2 separate regions of the Homo sapiens genome follow, and region 1 is linked to region 2. A link is an interaction called in ENCODE POLR2A ChIA-PET data of the cell type or tissue named here. Cell type or tissue: OCI-LY7. All regions are shown on one strand. Links, peaks and the distances in the headings refer to the core of each region. The heading gives the core; the rest is flanking DNA.

Evidence for each region. Peaks named below come from ENCODE experiments on the same cell type or tissue, not always from the same donor. Only the 100,000 strongest peaks of a DNase experiment are listed, where the experiment ranks them.
Region 1: POLR2A ChIA-PET joins it to region 2 with 11 read pairs; 3 of 35 experiments call an interaction of 5 or more read pairs at or near these places.

The regions. Positions count from the first base shown.
Region 1 is chr5:156,908,685-156,918,353 of GRCh38, forward strand. No RefSeq gene overlaps it. Among named protein-coding and RNA genes, the nearest start is that of TIMD4, 50 kb to the right of the region's middle. RefSeq lists enhancers at 3,924-5,123, 5,124-6,069. In OCI-LY7, for the core only: no CTCF peak of the experiment used is centred there; DNase peaks (open chromatin) are centred at 4,911, 5,537 and 5,937; H3K4me3 peaks cover 1,971 bases; H3K27ac peaks cover 5,177 bases.
Region 2 is chr5:156,963,989-156,973,657 of GRCh38, forward strand. No RefSeq gene overlaps it. Among named protein-coding and RNA genes, the nearest start is that of TIMD4, 5.6 kb to the left of the region's middle. In OCI-LY7, for the core only: no CTCF peak of the experiment used is centred there; no DNase peak of the experiment used is centred there.

The sequences.
Region 1 (9,669 bases), core at 981-8,980, 55 kb before region 2:
GGCTGAGGCTAGAGAATCACTTGAGCCCAGAAGTTCGAGACCAGCCTGAGCAACATGGCAAAACCCTATCTCTACCAAACACACACACACACACATACACACACAAAACTTAGCCAGGCCTGGTGGCTTGTGCCTGTAGTCCCAGCTACTCAGGAGGCTGAGGTGGGAGGATCACTTGAGCCTGGGAGGATCACGCCACTGCACTCCAGTCTGGGTGACAGAGTGAGACCCTGTCTCAAAACAAACAAACAAACGATGCGAGACCTAGACCCAAAGAACTTTCTAGCTCCATGCTTTTCACTCCTCACCCATCTCCATATTGGTGGCATTCAGAAAGTCTAAGGATGGAGAACACGTTGATACAGGCGTTAAGAAGAAATCACTTAGGCAGATAGCAAGGGTATGAGAGTCCTCAGTAAGGCTTATCTTTTTAATGAAGAGCAGCCCCAAATAATTTTCTAACAAAGAGCAGCCTGCAAGCTAGGAGCTTGCATGGGTGAATGCCGGCAGAACTAGGGACTAGACATGTTCAAGATGGTGGTTCCATCATCCCTTCTCTGCCAGCCACATGTACAGTAAGAAGCAGACAAGATGGCCATGATCAACTGGAAAGTCCATTTGCATAAGAAGATTAGGGTGGGGCGACAAGCCTTCCTCATGCGCTATGTAAATGTCATACCTGATCAAACCAATCTAAGAGCCCTATATAAATAAGACACTGCCTCCTCAAACCAGACTATAAAATTCCGCATATTCACCACCAGCAGGTCTTTTGCGCTGGGAGACTCCTTCCTCTACAGAGGCAGCTGTTTCTCTTTCTCTTCTCCTCTACCTATTAAACCTCTGCTCCTAAACTCCTCATGTGTGTCTGTGTTGTAAATTTTCCTGGTTCGCTACAAGGAACCCCAGGTTATATACCCCAGGCAACGCAGTCGCTCCAGCATCATCTTACTAAGGTGATTAGAGGGAAAATGGGAACAACCTAAAAGTCACAGCTGAATAGTTCCTTTCTACCTTCCACATGTATGTAATCATTAAGAGATCAAAAAAGTGCTTTTATATACCTGAAGGGACAGGGCACATGGGTTAAGGCCCTGGGCCATGGAGGTGCTTCTTAGTTAGAATCCCAGCTGACTAGCCTCTTTATCTGACTGAGCTTCCATTTCCTCATCTGTCAAACAGAGATAAAAGTGACAACTACCTCAAAGGGTGATTGTCATGATTAAATTTAAAAGCGTATTTAAAGTGCTTAGGGCAGTGTCTGACTTACTGTACATGCTCAAATAATATTAATGATGATGATTGGCCCTGTTATGAATTCCAAGCACAAAGCCAGGGGCACATGGTGAGCATCCCATAAAGATGGCATGGATCCGTTGATTTGAGAAGGAATCAGGACACTTGATTCTAGTCCTGTCTCACTAACCATGGTGGGAACACAGTCACTTTGCTTCTCTGTGCTTCCATTTTGCTCCTCTATGAAATGGGGATACACTGTCCCTCTGACACAGAGCACCAATGTTTGAAAATGCCTAGAAAAGTATGAAGCAGCATAGAAATATAAGGTGAGATTTCTTTCTATTACTCTCACATCTGTGATAAAGCCAACTGTCTTCCGCCAAGCTAAGAAAGTTCTGCCATAGCTAAGAATTCTTGCTCTAATTTGCCTTCACCACCTAGGTCTGAATGTTTCAGCCCCTTCCTCCATTGACTGGTGACCCTTACAGCAAAGGTACAGGTCCACAAGTTCAAGAACGTATCTATATATATGCAGAATTTCTAAGCATATTATCCCTTCACTCTTTTTGTTTCTCAGGCACATCAGAAATTATCCAAATAATTGGAATCATGAAATGGGTGATAAAGATAGAAATGGCTTTGCAGACTGTAAGCTGCTTAGGATCAGGGACTGGGACTCTCTTGTTCCTCACAATGCCCCAGCTCCCCACAGGGCCCTTTGGCACATAGGAGACAACCAGTAACCTTGTGGTGGATGAGTGACTATGGCAGAAATCAAGACTGTCCACCCCACAGCCATTCCCAGTTTCACCCATGCTAACAGATCCTAGTCAATATGCATAGCCTAGAGAATGAATAATGATTGATTAATATAAGTCATCTAAGCAGTTGCATTTCCCTTTGCCAAGGTCTGGGTATGTGACCCAGTTTGGACAATCAAACACAGGAAAGTCTTTTAGTAATGTCCCTTTTTGATAAAGCATCATATTAGAAGAAAAGCCCCATTTGCCACCTGCTTCCTTTCTTCCTACTTGGCTTTTCTTTTCTTTTTTTTTTTTTTTTTTTGAGAAAGGATCTTGCTCTGTTGCCCAGGCTGGAGTGCAGTGGTGCAATCAGCTCAATACAGCCTCAAAATCCTGGGCTCAAGGAATCCTTCTGCCTTAGCCTCCTGAGTAGCTAAGTGAGCAGGTACATGCCACCATCCACAGCTAATTTTTTAAAAAAATTTTTGTAGAGATGGGGTCTTGCTGTGTTGCCAGGGCTTTCTTTCTACTTGGGATGCTTTTGTGGGAGGACATATCAGAGCTGTGGCAGCCATCCTGTGACCAGGAGAGAAGTGCCAATGAAGACACAGAGACCTGACTAACACCTCATTCTTGTGAAGCTGCTGAACCCAATCCTACAACACTCCTAAGTCCCAACTCTAGTTATGTGAAATGATTCAAAGTCTTTGCTAATTAAATCATTATTTTTTCGTATTCTCTTACTTGCAAAAGAATACAGTCTTACTGAGACAATGAATGACTGCTTGTTCCCTACAGAAGATCTCCCATTATATCTAAGTACAAAAGAAAATATAGTTGCCTTTTTACCAAGTTCCTTATTGTGCAACAAAGATTACCACTTAACCAATCTCCCACTTTTCTCTTACAATCTTGGTGTCAAGACATCTTTCTAGTGTCTTCTGAAGAGATTCATAGTGCCACCCCGACCCTAAGGACATTCCTTCTCTGATTATCTTTTGTCTTATTATCACTTTCCATAGACTAAATATTATATCTTGGTTTGTAACTACTTTAGGGGGCCTCTTCCAGAGTAATTGGTCATTATCTTTATGCCTCAGATCTTCTTGAGCGATATTGATGATTTCCATATGCAAAATCACATGGGGTTAGTAGAGCCACACAAACTTAGGCCAAGCTTTGTTCTGATTAATTAGAAACATTATTTTCTGGTGCAAAGCTACCCCCTCTCTAGGGCTGAAGTTTGCAAACATTGCTGTATATTCAAATCACCTGAAGTGCTTTAAAAACTGATGCCCATGTCTCCTCGTTGTGAATCAAATCAGGACCTCAGATGGGAGCCAGGCATCAGTATTTTTAAAAATGTTTTAATTATTTATTTATTTTATTATTTTACTTTTTGAGATGGAGTTTCGCTCTTGTCACCCAGGCTGGAGTGCAATGGCGTGATCCTGGCTCACTGCAACCTCCACATCCCAGCTTCAAGTGATTTTCCTGCCTCAGCCTCCCGAGTACCTGGGATTGCAGGCGCCTACCACCATGCATAGCTAATTTTTGTATTTTTAGTAGAGGTGGGGTTTCACCATGTTGGCCAGGCTGGTCTCGAATTCCTGACCTCAGGTGATCCACCCTCCTCGGCCTCCCAAAGTGCTGGGATTACAGGCGTGGGCCACAGCATCTTGCCTAAATTTATTTTTAATTGACAATAATTGTGTATATTTATGGGGTACAAGGTGATGTTTTGATCTATGGATCAGGCATCAGTATTTTTTAAGTTTCTCCATGTGATTCCAGTGTGCAGCTGAGTTTGAAAATCAATGCTTTAGACCAGGACTTCTCAAACTTTAATGTGCACATGAGTGACCTAGAGATCCTAGATGTTACAAGGTGAATTCTGATTCATAGGATCTATGGTAGGGCCTGGGATTCTGCATTTCTAATATGCTCCCAGGTGATGACAAAACTGCTGGTCTGAATCTCACACTTCGAATAGCAAGGGTCTAGATATAAAATGTAGATCTAGTAGTAGTCTATTCTAACAGCGGATCTGAACAAACTAAATTCCATTTGGGTTCAACTGCAAAGTCACAGGAAAAGTGATCACTGCAATAAAGTCAAGAGCAGGGGCTGTGAGTGAGAGAACTGAGAGGATGGTTGTTTTTGATCTCTAGTTTATAGACTTAGGTTGACCAACCATCCAAGAGAAGCCATCTTTGCAAAATTATAACGATGAGAGAAATCTGACACAGTCGACCCCATTTTGCATAACTGACATATTTTGACCCCATAGTTTCCACAATCCCTTATTGCTCAGGAGTCATATGGCCAGAGATCACAAGGTTTGCGACTTCCCCAGTTGCTCATCTAGGTAACATCACTACTGTAGAAACTAAGATTGGTTTTTTGAAATATTTTTTCAACAGATCCCACCCGGCCTTGTGACTCATGATTCACCCGGTCCTGTGGCCCCACCCAGAGTTGGACTCAGCACACAAAGAAGTGTTCCACACCCCTATGATTTCATCCCCAATTTATCAGCAGCACCCTTTCCCTAGACCCCTGCTCTCCAAACTGTCCATAAAAACCCTAACCTTCAAGCCTTTGGGGAGATTGATTTGTATAATAACTCTATTTCCCATGTGGCTGGCGTCATGTCCATTAAACTTTTTCTCTACTGCAATGCCGTGTTCTCAATGAACTGGTTTTGTCTGTGCAGATGGCACAGGAAGAACCTATTGGGTGATTACACCAGTTTGCCCAGGACTGAGGGGTTCCTGGCATGTGGGACTTTGAGTTTTAAAACCAAGAAAGCCCAGAGCAAATTGAGACAAGTTGGTCACCATAGTTATGGTGCTGCTAGGAGAGCAGCAGAGCAGCCAAGCTGTGCGCTTTTTGCATTCTGATTCCTCTTCCTGGGGGCAGCAGCCCACTATAAAGCCAGGGGTGTGCTAAGATAGATGGCTTACGGAAAAGGAACGCTGAATTGCATGGCCACACCAACAAGAACTTAATTACATGACTCCAGAAGGGCAATAACAGGGCAGATTCTGTGAAAACTCCAGAATCTTAGCCACAGAGACAAGTCTAGAAAACACAGTTTAGTGCTTTGCTCTAGCACTGGTTAACTGTGGGACCTGGGCAACTCATGCCCCCTTTCTGAGCCTCAGTTTCCTTGGCTGAAAATGGGAGTGAAACTGACAGATGTGTGCGAGTCTTTGCTGTGCTCCCACCCCATTATTTCACATACAGTATGGATAATGCATATAACCGCACAATAGCACCTTTTCAGCACAAGCAGCAAATCCACCTTCTGTTTTGCGAGCAGCCATTTCCAGTGCTCCCCAAACTCCCTCTGGATAGCATTAGCATTCATCTTATTCGGGAACACTTCCCTTCACTGTCCTTTGATGCTCAGAGAGCTGAGAACTCACAGTGCTTTTTTTTTTTAAGGCTGTAACATATTTACAAATCTAAATGAAGCTCTATTTCCAGACCCAGTCTTTCGGTTTTGAGTGGCTTCCTCCTTCTGCTCTCACCTCCACCCAGGGAGCCCACTTCTCAACTTCCTGTTTTCTTTAGAGAGACAAAGAGTCTCCCCAGCCACCCATTGCTGGATTCCTGTTAACCTTTCATTAAGCCTGCTGACAGCTGGCTTTAGCTCTTCATGAGTTAGTTCAACACATTCCCATTTAAATGTGTCCCACCTGGCTTCATTAAGTTTCCTGCCAGGTTCTCCCTTTACAGCTTCCTCTGCAAATGCAAATCAGATTCTGAGTAAATAATATGGGGACAAGGGAAGATTGAGCTATAATGGGGTTGTAACTGGAAAGCCATTGATATACTCAGGTTGCTGTGGATCAGAGGACACTGAAATCCATTTGAGTCCAATGCAGGTCAGTGTTACAGAGCCATATGCATGAAGTCTGGAATTGGAGCCCTCACTGTGAAGTACAGGGTAGTGGTTAGAGTGTGGAGTCCTTCAAGCCTGGTTCAAAACCTGGCTCTGCTACAGGAGATTGGACGACGTGACCTTGAGCAAGTTCCTTCACCTGCCTGTGCTTCTGTTTTCTTAGCTCCAAAGCCAAAATAATATACCCGCTTTATTGAGCTGCTGTCAGGAGTCAATGAGATAATTGCCTTGAAACAGTTAATAGAGTACCCAGAATATAATAGGTGCTCATTACAAATTGATAGTATCTCCTGTGTTTAGCCTAGAAAGGCCATGGTGAGGAATTAGGTTGCTTTAAATTGAGCTTGCATGCGGCCCAGGATGGCTTTGAATGTGGCCCAATACAAATTGGTAAACTTTCTTAAACATTATGAGATTTTTTTTGCGATTTTTTTAGCTTATTAGTTATAATTAGTGTTCGCGTATTTTATGTGTGGCCCAAGATAATTCCTTTACTTCCAGTGTGGCCCAGGGAAGCCAAAAGATTGGAAACTCCTGCTTTAAATTGTGAGGTTTGATTGTGGATCCACCATATAATCATTAGCTGTAAGAAGCACATACTGCATCACATTCCTTCCTTATGGAAATGGAAAAACAACATTGATTCCATTCGATTGCATTACCTTTTTGTTTGTTTGTTTGTTTTTTGAGACAGACACAGTCTTAATCCGTTTCCCAGGCTGGAGTGCAATGGTGCGATCTCGGCTCACTGCAACCTCCTCCTCCCAGGTTCAACCGATTTTCCTGCCTCAGCCTCCCGAGTAGCTGGAATTACAGGCACCTGCCACCAAGCTTAGCTAATTTTTGTATTTTGGGTAGAGACAGGGTTTCGCCATGTTGGCCAGGCTGGTCTCAAACTCCTGGCCTCAAGTGATGTGCCACCTCGGCCTCCCAAAGTGCTGGGATTACAGGTGTGAGCCACTGCACCCGGCCTATTCTATTGCATTTCCCATGTGTGTTTTGTCTCATTCAGAAGTGAAGCTCCTTAAAAGAAGCAATTCTCTCTCCTGGGCCCCACATACAATAGATACCAAAAAGTTATTTATAGATGCTAACAATTCATCCTGATTACACAAAGAGGGAATGAGAGGAGCAACTACATCCACAGCCTCCTCTGATCAAGGAGTCTCAGTATAAGAATTATATATTTATTTTAATTCATCTTTTACTAAAATCCACCCTTTATCCCCAGTCTCAAACTGGCTACCTTGTTTTAGCCCACAGCCATGTTTTGCTTGCCCAGGAAATCATTTTAACTAATTTTAAATTTTAATGCCCTTAAGTGGACATACACTCCGATTTATCATGGGCCATGTCATCTCCCTTTGACTCCCTCAACTGTATCAGCTGCCTGGCCTCTAAATTCATCAGAGTTTGCCACCTCTGCCCCAGGCAGAGCTAAGTGTGCTGCTTCTAGGTAGGTCTAGGGGCCAAGGATGAAAAGGGCTGGAAGACAGGAGACAGGAGACCCATACCTGTATTGAAAGAGGGTATCTCTGCCACAGCATGGAGAACAGACAGGAAAAGGAGTAAAGTCAGAGATTATAATTAGGAAGATACTGCAGGAATCCAGCCAGAAAGTGCTATCAGCTTAAAGGAGATGAAGCAGCAGGACCTTTGCCCCTGGTACTGGAAGCTCCTGACCCTCTGTCTGGCCAAGCCCACCACCACACAGCCCTGGTAAAGGGAGATTGTTTTCTTGAACACTTTATCTGTTAGGAATTACTACAGTGCAACATTTCTCAAACTCTAACGCACATCAGAATCATCTGGAGGGTCTGTTAAAACACAGTTTGCTAGACTCTACCCCCAGAGTTTCTGATTCTGGAGGTATGGGGTGAAGGACATGAATCTGCATTTCTATCAAGTACCAGTGACACGGAGGCTGCTGGTCTGAAGTGCATAGTTTGAGAGCCACCGGGCTAGACCAGCATTTTTCAGAACTTGGTTCCATATTAGAACCACTTTGGGACATTTTTCAAAAATTCAGATGCCCAAGTCATACCCTGGACCAATTACAGAAAGAATCTCTTAAAGGGTAGGACTCAGGAATTGGCATTTAAAAAGCTCCCCAGTTGATTATTCAGCTAACATTGAGAACTACTAGGACAGAGGCTCCTGGAGGCCATTACGAGCTCTAAAATACTATGATTGCTCATGTTAGTGTTTCTTAGTCGGTACAAGGAGTTTCAGAAATACATTTGGGAATCGATTGAAAATACCCCTTTGCAAAACAGAAAAGTAATATTCATTGAGTTTAAATGTTCTGTTTAGGAAGTGTCTGTCGTCTTCTTTTTCTAGTCAGACCCAAGCTGGTAGTGACATTGATAATGGCGGTGGTTTTGGAAGGTGGATAGGGAGCATGAGCTAAGTTAGGGTTGGGTGTATCATTACCTCACAAGATACTATAACCTGACTACATACACAAAGCCATCTGGCCCCACTCCATTTTCTAGATGGGGAAATTCAGGCCCTGAACCTGGCTCTAGACCCACTTCCCCAACGTTTCTAAATAAATGTTTGAGTTTAGCACACTAGACAAAGTCACTTTAAGTATCTTAAGCTGACATCAAAGCCAAGTTGACCAAAAAAAAAAAAAAATTTTTTTTTTAAAAAAAGGGCCAGGCACAGTGGCTCACGCCTGTAATCCCAGAACTTTGGGAGGCCAAGGCAGGCAGATCACCTAAGGTCAGGAGCTCGAGACCAGTCTGGCCAACATGGCAAAACCCATCTCTACTAAAAATATAAAAAATTAGCCAGGTGTGGTGGCGGGCGCCTGTAATCCCAGCTGCTTGGGAGGCTGAGGCAGGAGAATCGTTTGAACCCACCAGGCAGAGGTTGCAGTTAGCCAAGATCATGCAATTGCACTCCAGCCTGGGCAACAACAGCAAAACTCCGTCTCGAAAAGACGAGAAAAGAAAAGAGAAGAGAAAAAGAAAAGAAACAGCTGCCAATCTGCTGCTAATTGTTTTCATCATTGGTGCCAATCATTCTGCCCAACTGCAACTGAACAAGTCAGAAGTCAGGCTGCCTTGGGCCAGTTTTTCCAAGTACCCAGGTGAGGGGGATTTTTACTAACTGTTGGATCAGTGTTGTGTGAACTAATAGGACAAAAAAATCTATAGGCTTCACCAGTCAAGTAATTAGACTGACTTTTTTCTCTCTTAAATGTAATGTCAAGAGAGTTGAAATCCAAAGATGGCTACATTTAGAGAACCACGTACTTATTCCATTAATGTTGCTATTGCTGTAAACATGCTGGGAAGTCCTTCACAGAAATGTCTTTCAGATCTGGTTTACTTTCCACATTTCTACCCAGCCAGAAGCCCCTCTCACTCAGGCACACATGTTTTTTATACATTCATTCAACAACTGTTTGCTTTAATCTCTCTCCCATGGCTCCTCGTGTTAGCAGTTATTAAAGTTTTAAAATAAACCTGTTGTTGCTGAGGAGCACATTTCCAAGATTATATTTAGAGAAACTTATTTGGATTGCCTTGCTTTCACATCCACGCACTGCCCCTGGTTGAATATTCCTGTCATTCACCACATTTTACTCCCACGGACTCTTCCCTGTTTCCAAAATTAAATTCCCCAAGCAAGAACTAGGATGTGACACTATGGTCACCTCTAAAGACACTCAAATGTGAAAAGAAAATAATAGAAAATTTAGGAGTTTTAGAAGTGAGTCAATGTTGGCCAAGTGCAGTGGCCCAAGCCTGTAATCCCAGCACTCGG
Region 2 (9,669 bases), core at 913-8,912:
TGATGAGGCCTACCTGTGGCTAGCTCCTACTTAGTACCAGGAAGAAAATATAAGAATTCACAAATGTTCTAGATTTTTAAAAATCCTTAATTGATTGTAAACAGCCAGCAAACCTCAAACATTCAACATTGCTTCTACTGAAGGTATCAGTGAAAAATCTAAATATCAGGTGAGGTTCTAGACCCAGAGAAGCCAGACTAACATGAGCAGGGATGAAAATAACGGGATTCAGAGTGAATCTTCCCACTGAATGCCCACAGAACCAAGGGATCCTTTCCCCATTCTATCCCAGGAAACTGGAGGATTTAATCTCTGGATAAACTAAGTGGTCCCAATAAAACATTTTCAGATATTTATAGTTTTGAGTGTTCCCCAACAAAACCACTCAACCCTCCTTCAATAAGTTCATCAGTGCATGAGCCTCAGCCATGCATGCAGAACTGTTAATGAGTCTTTAGTGTCCCTTTCAGATATGAACAGATAACCAGGGATCATCAGACATTTGAGGAAAGCATTTAACATAAAAAAGAGACAAAAATAACAGGGAGAGCTAAAGAGAACTTCAAAAACTTTTTAAAAAGCTAATATTTTCTCAGAAAGAAAGATTTTACATTCATGAAAAAGAACATAGACATTATAAAAATGTCCCGAATTTTATGGAAGTTTTGAAAAATAAAGTTAAGAAAATTTGTTAGAAATTATAACCATCTACAAAGTCAAAGGACTAGGATTGTTTCAGAACATTAAAAAAGAAAATAGAGGAGAGGAAATTACTAAAGAAATAATAAAGGAAAGACTCTCGTAACTAAAGGAGATGACTCTCAGTATTGAGCGGGTCAATCAAATGCTAAACTCAATGAATAAAAATATCCCCAAAAAGCAAGACATTATCATGTAATATGAGAACATCAGACATAAAGAAAAGATACGAAAAGACTCCAGAGAGAAAGAACAACATATTGCACTGAATGGATTTGGAAATAGAATGGCATTGTTGTTCCAAACAACAAAGCTAGAAAATAATGCACGAATGCCTTCAAAATTCAGAGGGAAGGCCGAGTGTGGTGGCTCACATCTGTAATCCCAGCATTTTAAGAGGCCAAAGTGGGTGGATCACTTGAGTCCAGGAGTTCCAGAATAGCCTGGGCAACATGGTAAAAACCTGTATCAGCCGGGCGTGGCGGCTCACGCCTGTAATCCCAGCACTTTGGGAGGCCAAGACGGGCAGATCATTTGAGGTCAGGAGTTCAAGACAAGTCCCAGCAACATGGCAAAACTGGTCGCTACTAAAAATACAAAAATTAGCTGGGTGTGGTGGTGCATGCCTGTAATCCTAGCTACTTGGGAGGCTGAGGCAGGAGAATCACTTGAACCCAGGAGGCAGATGTTGCAGTGAGCTGAGATCATGCTACTGCACTCCAGCCTGGGTGACAGAAGGAGACTCCATCAAAAAAAAAAAAAAAAAGAGGAAAAGAAAATCTATATCTGCCAAAAATACAAAAAATTGGCCGAGTGTGGTGATGCGCACCTGTGGTCCTAGCTACTCCAGAGGCTGAGGTGGGAGGATTGCTTGAGCCCGGGAGGTGAAGGTTGTAGTGAGCTGAGATTGTGCCACTGCACTCCAGCCTGGAAAACAGACAGAGAACCTGTGTCCAAAAAAAAAAAAAAAAATCCAGAGGAGAAATTTAATTTCAACCTAGAATCCTACTCGCAGACAATCTATTTCTCAAATGTAAGATCATAATAAAGGCCTTTTTGGACATAGATTCAAAATTTACTTACTATACTTCCTTTCCTAGAAGTTATGGAAGAGAAATCTGTAGCAAAACGGGAGAAATAACCAGGAAACAGAAAGTCATGGGGTCCAGAAAACATGACATCTAACTCCAGGGAAGAAAAATTTCACAAAGAAAACTGCAGAACAGACCTAGAGGGGAACTGTTTCACTGCATCACAAACCACCCCAAAACCTAGTGCCTGAACAATGTCAATGTACTTTTCATGATTCCCTGGGATGACAGTGTTCAGCTGGGTAGCTCTCACCCAGTGACAGTGGCTATCTCAAGACTAGATTGGACTATTTGTCCAAGATAACTTTCTCACTCACATGACTGATCATCCAAAATGACACTTCTAGCTGGACTTGTATGTCTAGCAAATTAATAGAATGACTAGAAGAGATAGGGGCTGGACTGACAACTGTCTCTCTCCACATGACCTTTCTACATGGAAGCTTGGGCTTCCTTACAGTATGGTGGTCTCAGAGTAGTTGGATTTTTTACATAGGATCTGGCTTTCTCAAAAATTAGCATTCCAACATGCTCAGGAATAATCCACAAAGGTTCTTATGACCTAGCCTTAGGTAACATTCAGTATCATTTTTACAGTATTTTATTGGTCAAAAGGCAAATTATAAGGCCATCCCAGAGAATTCAAGTGGAGGGAGCAATACAAGGATGTGAATGCGAGGAAGTGTGGTTCATTGGAGTGGTAGGGGAAGCATCTTTGGAGAATAATTACTTTAATAACCACCTCAGGCTGGGGCAGAAGAGCAGAGGAATAAGCCTTGGGGTGGTGGTAGTGAGTGTCACGAATAAGCTCATGTACTTAGGTAATTTGAAAATAACTTTGATAGGTGTTTGGCAGATATGATGGAATACTTGGGATGAATTTTTTTTTTTTTTTTTTTGAGACAGGGTCTTGCTCTGTTGCCCAGACCGGAGTGCACTGGTATGAACATGGCTTAGTAAAGCCTCAACCTCCAGGCTCAAGCAATCCTGTTGCCCCAGTCTCCCAAGTAGCTGGAACCACAGGTGTGCCTCCACACCCAGCTAATTTGTTTAAATTTTTGTAGAGGCAGGGTCTTGCCATGTTGCCCAGGCTGGTCTCAAACTCCTGGTCTCAAGTGATCCTCCCATCTCAGCCTCCCAAAGTGCTGGGATTATAGGCATGAGCCACTGCCCACAGCCATGGGATGAATTTTTGATGGATACTTGGGAAATTAAGAAAAAAACACAATGAAGGCTGGGTGCAGTGGCTCACGCCTGTAATCCCAGCACTTTGGGAGGCAGAGGCAGTTGGATCACTTGAGGTCAGGAGTTCCAGACCAGCCTGGCCAACATGGAGAAACCCCATCTCTACCAAAAATACAAAAAGTTGCTGAGTGCAGTGGCACATGCCTGTAATCCCAGTTACTTGGGAGGCTGAGGTGGGAGAATCCCTTGAACCAGGGAGGTGGTGGTTGCAGTGAGTCAAGATCATGCCACTGCACTCCAGCTGGGGTGACAGAGCGAGACTCCGTCTCAAAATAACAAACAAACAAACAAACAAACAAAAAATGAGATAATTATTACAACCAGGAAAGATAAAATTTTGTACGAGAAAAGAAATGTAATTATGGTGCATTTGCTAAGTGTGAAAGATATTAATAGTTACATGCTGGTAATAATGTAAAATCTGGCTACTGGCTTAATACACCATTTTTATTTTTATTTATTTATTTTTTTGACACAGGGTCTCACTCTGTCACCCAAGCTGGAGTGCAGTGGTGCGATCTTGGCTCACTGCATGGAATACTTCGGATAAATCTCTGCCTCCAGGGTGCAAGTGATTCATGCCTCAGCCTCCCAAGTAGCTGAGATTACAGTCATGCACCACAATGCCCGGCTAATTTTTGTATTTTTAGTAGAGATGGGATTTCACCATGTTGGCCAGGCTGGTCTTGAACTCCTGGCCTCAAGTGGTCTGCCTGCCTCAGCCTCCCAAAGTGCTGGGATTACAGAAATGAGCCACTGTGCCCCAACTTAACACATATTTTGATTTGACTACACTGGAAAAATTGGTAGAGAGGAAGCGGGGTGGGGGTGTAAGAAAGCCAAAGTCTATTCACCTTTACAGGGAGTCAACAAATAGTGTCTCAAATTGGTCAATCAGACAATACCAGCATAAACACGCTGTGAGTAATATGAAGGTAAAAACCAGAAGAACAAGCTCAAAAGAGTTTAATGCAAAAAAGTGGGAAAGAAATTCACTATTTTTTTAGTTATAAACCTTTTACAACTTGACTATTAAAAATGCATATATTGAGGCCGGGTATGGTGGCTCATGCCTGTAATCCCAGTACTTTGGGAGGCCGAGGTAGGCAGATCACTTGGGGCCAGGAGTTTGAGACCAGCCTGGCCAACATGGCAAAACCCTGTCTCTACTAAAAATACAAAAATTAGCTGGGTGTGGTGGTGTGAGCCTGTAATCCCAGCCACTCGGGAAACTGAGGCTGGAGGATCTCTTGAACCCGGGAGGCGGAGGTTGCAGTAAGCTGAGATCGCACCACTGCACTCCAGCCTGGGCAACAGAGGGAGATCATCTCAAAATAAATAAATAAGTAAATAATAAAATAAAATAAAATGGCTATATTGAGCATACCTAGCACCCACATCTTAATTTCTAATTCCATCCTCCCATAAAAAGAACCAGGGCTTCTTGGAGAAATGGCTGACTCTAGTACTGAGGTGAAAAACATACGGACTGAACCTGGAACATCCTGCAATGTCAGTAAGTAACAGCAAGAAAGTGCTTAAAAAAAAAAAAAAAAAAGGAAAATTAAAAAAGAATCCCACAATAATGAGATTATTTTAAAGAGCAAAGGAGATTATCAAAAGAGCTTCCAAAAAGCTTTGGCTCCACCTCAAAGCTGGAACAACCTGAGCAACAAAATAAATAGAAGAATACTGGATTATAATCCAAAGTATAAAATAAATATCTGAGTCCATACTGACAGAAGTAAATTATGACTCCATAAATAAGTAGGGGAGAATAGACAAATCTTCTCCCCAGAAGCATTATAAATAATTTATGTAGATACTCCCCACTCAAGGAGATAAAGCCTAACTCCCCACTCTTTCAGTGTGGGTTTGACCTACTGACTTCTTTCAAAAAAATACAATGGGGAGTGGCGGGGCAGGAGTAGCTTTACAGTAGAGAAAACTGACAAATACTACCTCAGGCGCCTGTTGATCAAGATCAACATCAACAATCAGTTGAGTTGATAATATGTACCCTTGACATGATGTAATATAAGGGTCACTTTATCTCTATGGACTTCCTCCTCAAAACCCATGACACTGACATGAAGAAAACAGGCAAAGTGAGGTGGTTCACACCTGTAATCCCAGCACTTTGGGAGGCTGAGGTGGGAGGATCACTTGAGCTCAGGAGTTCAAGACCAGCCTGGCCAACATAGTGAGACATTGTCTCTATTTTTGAAAGATAAATTAAATAAATAAATAAATAATAAACTTAATGTAGTATCCCAGGTGGGATCTTGGCACAGGTAAAGGCCATTAGCTAAAAAGTAAGAAAATATAAATAAAGTATGGATTTTAGATAATAATAATGTACCAATCCTGATTCATTTATATGATTTGATTTGATTGTTATTATTATTTTTTGAGACAGAGTCTTGCTCTGTTGCCCAGGCTGGAGTGCAGTGGCATGATCTCGGCTCACTGCAACTTCTGCCTCCTGGGTTCAAGCGATTCTTCTGCCTCAGCCTCCCAAGTAGCTGGGATTACAGGCACCTGCCACCACACCCGACGAATTGTTTGTATTTTAAGTAGAGACAGGGTTTCACCACATTGGCCAGGCTGGTCTTGAACTCCTGACCTCAAGCAATCCACCCACCTTGGCCTCTCAAAGTGCTAGGATTACAGGCATGAGCCACAGCGCCGGGCCGGTTCATTAATTTTAATAAATATATCACACTAATATAAGATGTTAATAATAGGGGAAACAGGTGTATGGTACATAAGAACTCTGTTGTATTATCTTTGATTTTTCTGCAAATCTGAAACTGCTTTAAAATAAAATTCATTTTTTAAAATGCACATATTCCTTTGTTTTAAGAGTGTAAATGTTAAAAGTAATCTAGTATCTGGAGGGGTCAAACACCGGAAAAAGAGACTAAACTTGGTTGTCTCTTCCTAAGTTAGATTCCATGATCAAGTTTCAGAATATTCACAAACATCCTAATATTTGATGCTCAGTTTTTATTAAAGCATATTATTGACAGAGTCCAAAGCAGTGCTGGATATTTCATGTTTTTGCCACCTTCATTCTCTGCATTTGGAGGTTTGCCTCTGGAGAACCGGACTTCCCTCATTCTCAGTCAATGCAGTTCAGGTGGCGTTGATTTCATTCATGGGCACAATTGGCTCAAGGATAGGCAATTGACTCAAATGAAGTCAAGGATACACAATCTTGAGATGTTTATTGTGACTTTTAACAGATAGAGACCCTCTCTATTTTCCTGTGGTCTGAGCTGTGAGGAAGTGAGCTGGAAGCTAATGTCAGCAGTCTTGCCACCAACGAGGAAAGCCTACCTCACAAGAGAACCAATCAAGCAGAAGGCAAGTGAGGAACTAAAGCAAGTCTAGGTCTATGACATGAGTGGAATCCCTGAAACAAGGCACATCAATGAGGCAATACATTTCCTTCTGGGCTTAAGTCAATTTGCATTGGGTTTGCAGTCATTTGGAATCTTAATTCTGAAAAAAACAAAAACAAAAAAACCCTCTGCAAAGCGAGAATTTGGCTGGATGATTTTAAAGTTTTTCCTATTTTAAGAGTTTAGGACTGGGCACCCTGGCTCACACCTGTAATCCCAGCACTTTGAGAGGCCGAGGCAGGTGAATTGCTTGAGCTCATGAGTTTGAGGCAAGCCTGGGCAAAATGGTGAAACCTCATCTCCACAAAAAATACAACAAATAGCCAGGTGTGGTGGCATGTGCCTGTAGTCCAAGCTACTTGGGAGGCTGAGGCATGAGAATTACTTGAACCCGGGAGGCAAAGGTTGCAGTGAGCCGAGATCATGCCACTGCACTCCAGCCTGGGCAACAGAGCAAGACCCTGTCTCAAAAAATAAATAAATGAATAAGTAATACAAGAGTTTATACTATTATCTGGTCCAACCACCTGCTTCATCAAACATCTGATTCACCTCAACCTTTTAATCATTCAGCAAGTGCCTGTCAACCTATTATGCTTAGACATGTGAGAATTCTGTTAGGCCCTGAGAATAAAGACAAATAAGGCATAGATTTTACCTTTACAGACCTGACAGTTCCAAACCTTTAAACAAAGAAGGGATTATCAGACCCCATTTTACAATAAAGGCATGACGCCAGAGAAGATAAAAGACTCTTATGTAATGGGATGAAAATAGAATCCAGGTTTTTCTGGATAAAGAGTCCTTTATAGTACCAATACTTTCTTTCTGGTAAATGGCATTATTAAATAAAATCCCATTCGTTCATTTTTATTCATTCGTTTCTTCATCATCTATAGCAAGGGTCAGCAAATTAAGGCCCATGGACCAAATATAGCCCAATGCCCATATTTGTAAATAAACTTTTATTGCAACACTGTCACTTCCATTTTTTAGCATATGGCTGCTTTCACACTACAATAATAGAGTTCAATAATTGCAACAGATATCATATGGTCCACAAACCCAACAATATTTGCTATCTAGTCCTAACAGAAAATGTTTGCCAACCCATTGAGTTCATGTTATGTGTAGGCACTGTGCTAAGCCCTGAGACTGTCATATCAGATGAGTCATTCTTGCCTTCAATAAACTCACAACCTAGGCGCTAGGGAAATGGAAAAGGAATGAACATTCACTAAGCTGTGGCTATGTGCTAAACACTCTGCTAGGTCTTGTTCACATGTAATCCCAGCAACAAACCCTCAAAGGAGGTATTATATTTGGCACTATACGTACAAGGAAAGAGGGATTGGAAGACATTGAAAACTTAACTCGAAATATAGCTTTTACTGCCTAGTATATTCGAGCTGATATCAGGACAAGAATAGAGATTCACTCAAATCACCCCGAGGAGGAGGTTACTCATGACAAGGGCACAGGCAATCTGGAATCAGCACCTCATTAGGAAACATCAAGGTGTTACTTCTGCTCTTCTCTGGGGTATCTCTTTCTGTCCCTCTCTGAACCTCTCCCCTGACCAGCTTTCTCATAAGGTCAGCTTTCTCATGGTCCTTATTATACACCCTAGCCCCAAATCCTCTAAGTAACCCTCAACCCAGCTCTCTGAGCTCACTCACTCATTCTTTCTATTCTAAATGCCAGATTCCTGAGGGAGAACTTGAGCCCCTCTGGTTCGCATTTTCCAAGGTAAGCCTCAGATTGTTTTCCACTGGCTGCCTCTGTGACTGGCTACCCTGAGATCAGCCTTACCCTGGAGAAGAAAGATCCCACCGTGCAGAATGCTACCATTCCATTTGCAGTTTCAGCAATTGGGCTGTGGATGGAGTATGGTTGCTCAGAAGTGGCTGGGTTTGGTAGGCAATGACTAACAAATCTAGTACAAATAGAAATTTTTTATGAGTCTGTTGCCAAAACAATCATTTAAGTCACTTAGGAATCCAGTCAACTGGAAGGAACAGAAAGTCCAATTCACAGAAGCCTAAACATATAAGGAGCTTGTTTTTTCTCTCATAAAAAGAAGCCTGGATGTAGACAGCCCAAGGAATCAAAAATATCATCAAGGAGCCAGACTCTTCTCTTTCTGTTCCTCCATACTGGTTTGTCACACCCTGGTCACAGGAGGGCTGAGGTACTTCTGGACATCAAGTTCATGTTTGGGAAGGGCAAAGGGGAGACAGAAAGGCTTTCACATTGTTAGTCTTTGACTTTTTATTTGGGAAGAGAAGCCCTTCTCAGCAGACTTGACTTATCCAGAACTAAGCCACCAGCTTACCCCCAAATCTATTGCATGAGGTGGCTATGACTGGTTTATTTATTTATTTTTATTTTTTATTTTTCCATAAGTTATTGGGGTACAGGTGGTATTTGGTTACATGAGTAAGTTCTTTAGTGGTGATCTGTGAGATTTTGGTGCACCCATCACCCAAGCAGTACACACTGCACCATATTTGTAGTCTTTTATCCCTTACCCTCCTCCCACTCTTCCCCACAAGTCCTCCCCAAAGTCCACTCTACCATTCTTATGCCTTTGCATCCTCATAGCTTAGCTCCCACATATCAGTGAGAACATACGATGTTCGGTTTCCCATTCCTGAGTTACTTCACTTAGAATAATAGTCTCCACTCTCATCCAGGTCACTGCAAATGCTGTTAACTCATTCCTTTTTATAGCTACATAGTATTCCACACCACAGTTTCTTTATCTGCTCATTGATTGATGGGCATTTGGGTTGGTTCCAAGATTTTGCAATTGTGAATTGTGTTGCTATAAACATGTGTGTGCAAGTGTCCTTTTCAAGTAAAGACTTCTTTTCCTCTGGGTAAAATCCTACCCAGTAGTGGGATTGCTGGATCAAATGGTAGATCTACTGTTAGTTCTTTAAGGAATCTCCACACTGTTTTCCATACTGGCTGTACTAGTTAACATTCCCACTAGCAATGTAGAAGTGTTCCCCATTCACCACATTCACGCCAACATCTACTGTTTTGTTTTTTTTCTATTTTTTAATTATGGTCATTCTCACGGGAGTAAGGTGGTATCTCATTGTGGTTTTGATTTGCATTTCCCTGATCATTAGTGATGCTGAGCATTTTTTATATAATTATTTGGCCATTTGTATATCTTCTTTTGAGAATTGTCTATTTATGTCCTTAGCCCACTTTTG